2 separate regions of the Homo sapiens genome follow, and region 1 is linked to region 2. A link is a loop called in an ENCODE intact Hi-C map of the cell type or tissue named here. Cell type or tissue: heart left ventricle. All regions are shown on one strand.

The links. Peaks named below come from ENCODE experiments on the same cell type or tissue, not always from the same donor. Only the 100,000 strongest peaks of a DNase experiment are listed, where the experiment ranks them.
Region 1: it touches region 2 in a loop (4-fold over the local background); 4 of 110 quality-filtered maps call a loop at or near these places.

Annotation. Positions count from the first base shown.
Region 1 is chr3:140,716,013-140,718,512 of GRCh38, forward strand. No RefSeq gene overlaps it. Among named protein-coding and RNA genes, the nearest start is that of TRIM42, 39 kb to the left of the region's middle. In heart left ventricle, no CTCF peak of the experiment used is centred here; no DNase peak of the experiment used is centred here.
Region 2 is chr3:140,596,115-140,598,614 of GRCh38, forward strand. The region is part of intron 2 of LOC102724068 (a long non-coding RNA gene); the gene reads right to left. Among named protein-coding and RNA genes, the nearest start is that of TRIM42, 81 kb to the right of the region's middle. In heart left ventricle, no CTCF peak of the experiment used is centred here; no DNase peak of the experiment used is centred here; H3K27ac peaks cover 1,227 bases.

The sequences.
Region 1 (2,500 bases), 120 kb after region 2:
ATATATATGAGTATATATATATGAGTATATATATGAGTATATATATATATATGAGTATATATATGAGTATATATATATGAGTATATATATATGAGTATATATATGAGTATATATATATGAGTATGTGTATATATATATATGAGTGTGTGTATATATATATATATATATATATATATATATATATATATATACCCATTCTAAAGAGAATCCCTAGACACAGCCATGCAGAACTTGCTAAAAGACAGCAAAACCAGCCCAGTGACCACTTCTTCATTCTGGTTATAAATGAAAAGATGAGTCATTCAGACAGAGTTCATTGACTGTAAAGTAGGATTAGAGAATCAGTCTCCTCCCTTCCTTTACAATGGAGAGGAAGGAGTGGCCCCCTTAAGACAGGAAGAAGAGAATTGCTTGAAGAAACTGGTAATGTTTGGAAGTTGAGTTGCAGAAATGGGATTCCATCTCAGTGATTGTGGTAAACTAGATTTCTGTTGAGTTAATATTCCCTTCAATCAGACATCTCCACATTCTTTCCCACCCCATTGGTGTTGGGCATAGCATGTGACTTGTTTTGGCCCTACTGTGAGCAGAGTATACCTACCTCCTGACCCCTGAATTTTGAACTCAGTCATGGGACTTGCTCTGGCCAATGAGAAATTAGCAGACCTGATGTAAGCAGAGGTTTGAAGTATGCATGTGTGGTTTGGTTTTTTCTCCTGCACTTCTATCATCTCCTGGGTATAGCTTCCTCTGGGTAGCTGCTTCCCCTTTAGCTTTGGCCAAGAAGGAACATACATGCAGCAAACCTGAGCCCAACCAGCAGCTAGGGCCCAAGACCAAGAAGAACCACCACTTCAAACCAACCTGCCCAGGCAAGGCCAACTTGCATCAATTGAACTACAGCCCATGATTGTGAGAATAAATGTTTCTAGTTACATGTCACTGACCTTGGGAGTGGTTTCTTAAATAACATTACAGAAATAGCTAGCCCATACAATGGTGAGAGTTCTTCATATACCTTAATAATGTCCTTTGAGAGTTTTTGATATAATGAGCCTAGAGACTATGTTTGATTCCTGCCTGGAAAACCATAAGGACACAGCCTGGCAGAAGATACCTATGATGTTGGTACAAGAGGAGATAAGACAAAGTTGGGCAGGCTGCACTGCTACTATTTGGTGGGGCAAGGATGTGTGGGATTCCCATGTGCCAAGCGGACACCACAGAAGTTAGTGGGTTTGAGTTATCCTAATGGAGTCTGGCTCAAAAGTAGTGTCTGCCAGATCAGCAAGAGGATGCAGGTATTCCTTTGGGGGAAAAAAGTAGAGGGTACAGGAGCCAGTAGCAGGGAGGTGGGGGGAATGGGAGAAAGAGCAAAAAGTCAAGGACCTTCTTTCTCACCGAAAGGCCCTAAGTTTGGGTCACCTACACTGGGAGGAGGAGAGAAGTCAGATGTGAGATTAAAGTTTTGACTTATATTTGACTAGACCTTTTAATACCTGAAAATGGGACTGTTATAACTGAGAAGTGACCAGAAAGCTATGAATCTTGTTATCTGGAGGTAACATTATGGGGAGAGAAAGATCTAACAGGACATATTGGAAGACAATGATGGGAATTTAAACCGGTCAACAAAATTATTACACCATTATATAAATTATATGTGTGTATATGTATATACACAGACATATTTTTATATATGTACATATATTACAATTGTTATATATGTACATATATATACAATTGTTATATATGTACATATATATACAATTGTTATGTATGTACATATATATACAATTATTATATATAAACATGCCAATAGAGATACTTCTATTTTGATTTCTATTTGCAGAAATTGAATGTCCAGGGGTAGGTTTGAGCCAGGGCTCTGGGTTCAGCAGGGGCTCCTGTGGTGGAGGCAGATGCCTTGACTTCTCCTTTCCTTAGGTCTCTTGGCACCAACAACGGGGCTCATTCCTCGGCAAATTTTCCTTCAAATGTTCAGCCTGTGGCAATGAGATATTTTTACAGCTTTTTATTGACTATCCCCCTGAGAATTATCATTTGCTTTTACAGGGTATTACCAAGAAACAGAGGCAACAAAAACACACTGTAATTGTTCAAGCAATTTGGCTCTTCCTCTTTCATATAATGGTGAAATCAAAACCCTGGAGGCCAGAGAACTAGACCCAGGAGTCAGAAGATGGAATTCTTATCTGGTCAGTGTCCCAGACTCACTGTGTGGCTTTAACAAGGCCCTCAACCTCTCCGGGCTTCATTTTCTTTCTCATATAGATCATCTGTGAGTTATACCCCAAGCATCCTATGTACCAGGATAGTTTTTGTTGTGGAAAGACCCTCAGCTAGGTTGATAATCTATGTTCCAGTCCTTCCTATTCCACCAAGGAGCAAGGAGCACTATGACCTCAAACAAATGATTTAATGTCTTTGAGCATCAGTTTCCTTATCTTTTTTTTTGAGAGAGAGTGTCGCTCTGTTG
Region 2 (2,500 bases):
TATGAATAAAGCTACTATAAAGATCTATGTGCAGGTTTTTGTGTGGACGTAAGTTTACAATTCCTTTGGGTAAATACCAAGGAGCATGACTGGGAGATAATACAGTAAAAGTATGTTTAATTTTGTAAGAAATCATAGAAACTTTGTTTTTGATGCACATGGCCCAGCAAGGAGTCCCTCTGTAACTGGGCCATTGTAGTTAAGCCAACATAGAAGTGATTGATCACCTGAAATCACATCCTATGTTGCACGTTCCTGCCCTATGGACAGTCTACAGGCTTGTTGATTTGCACATGAAATGGAAAGCATCTCACCATTCTCTAAAGCAATGGAAAATTCTCTCATCCTCTGTCATGGCTGATTCTTTGCACAGGTAACGTGCAGTGAGGATGCTCAGCTCACATTGATTTAGCATAGCCAGGCCTTCACTGTGTGTATTCTCCTGTTGGCTGCCTGAGTTCAAGGCAAGGCTGTTAATTCTCCTGCTTCAGGATGTTAGAGGATGGTTGAAGTTATTTTTTTTTTCCTGGGCATATTTAAATGGACCTAGGACATTGTAATGGCTTGCCACAAATGGACTCCCTTCCAAAGGCAAGCTGCCCAACTTGATAATTTCTTTGAAGGCTCACATTCTGCTGCTGTCTCCTTCTACCCAAGTGCTGAGCAGAAGCCATGTGTGGAGCCAGGCTTCTACCATGGGGACCCACCCACAGCCCAGTGCAGAAAAGGACATTCATGCTGAATGTGCAACTGTCAGAATAAGCTACCGACTGTGCACTGAAGGAGACTCAGTTTTTCTTGCTCTAATAAATACTATAGAATACTTCTAGTAAAAACAACTATAGGGCACAAGCCCTGCCCAAGAGCTTTATTTTTCTAGTCAATCCTCTCAACAAGGGCAATCAGTTGGTAATACCCAAACAGACAAAACTCCCTGTATTTAACACTGTTTGCTTAATTGTAAAATAGCAGTGATGACAGAAACCACAACTGACTGCACACCTGCCTGGTGCCAGACCCTGTCCTAGGCAATGGGAGTGAAAGGTGAGAAAAACACATTTTCTTCTCACAGCATTAAGGAGCTCATGGGGTCGGGATGGAGACAGACATTTAAACAGGGGATTTACAACAAAGCAAATCACAAACAACACAATGTTTAAAGGGAAGCTTGAGCAAGTCAGAGACATTTTTTGCTAATGCAGGACTAAAAGGAAGCTATTTGGCTTCCCAAAATAATTTTCTATGAAAACCCTTCCAGATTGTATTTAAAATAGAATTGGGTTTAGAGAAGGACGGGAAAACAGAGAGATGCAGACCCAACATCCAATCTTCATTGCTATGCATCTTTCCCCCATTAATCTTCACAGTAACTCCCATTATGTTATCACCACTTGATTATCTTTGTTTCTCAGATAAGAAAAAAACTGAGGCTCAGAGAGGTTAAGAGACCAAAGCCAGGTCACACAGCAGCACTAAATCTGAATGCAAGTGTGTAAAATTGTCAAGCCCATGTGTTCTCCAGCACCCAGCAATCTTTTCCGGAATGCAGACATAATACGAATAAGGGACCCCCTTGTATTATAGAACCTGGAACTTGAGAAACCCCCAGGCTGAATTGGAGGTGTTGAGTCCTGTTTCTTCATTTCTTTTTCCCCTTTCTCCTCCTGTTAAACACAGCTGCTTCACCTTACCAAGCCCAAAATTCATTGCTGCTGGTGTTCAGGCCTGAGCTCAGCTCTCTGGGGACCATGTTTGAGGAGCTTGGTGACTCAGGCCCTCCGCTCTAAATTCCTATTAAGCACTCTAGATTTAATAGCTGCTATTAATACAAATTATGCTTCATTAAGCATGAAGCTAAGGAGAATGCAACTTGGAGGCTCCAGTTCAATACAGGGCTGAAGGACAAACAGAACGGCTATTTTTAATCCTGGCAATGTCAGTGGGGAGAGAACAGCCTAACATTGCATGTGCCTGTCCCTACTTCTGCAAATTGAGTTTTCACATTTTCAAATAAGCATCCCTTGTTTTCAGCTTGTGATGTGTGACAGAGGTAAACCTTTCTAATCCTTGAGAGCTAGTAGTATCAAGAACATTTTTCCCTTCAGGAAACTTTTTTTCTACAAAACCTAAGAAGGTACAGGGAGCGAGAAGCTACCAGCAGGTCCCCTAGCAGGGGTTTCCGTTAGAAATCTTTCTGCAGACTCCAACTCCACACCTCAGTGAAGGCTCATGGGCTGGGGGTTAGGAAACCTTGCTATGCCACCCTATTCACCTCGCTGGTTTTATAGACTGTGTTCTATTCAGAGGCAGCTCAAAAGTAGGCAAAAATCATAACTGTGGAGTTCTTCTAGATTGGCAATCAGTAAGTATTTTCTGTAAAAGGCCAGAAAACAAACATTTTAGGCTTTGTAAGACCTATAATCTCTGCAATTGCCGCACAAAAGCCACTACAGACTACACATAAAGGTATGCGCATGACCGTGTTCCAATAAAACTTTAT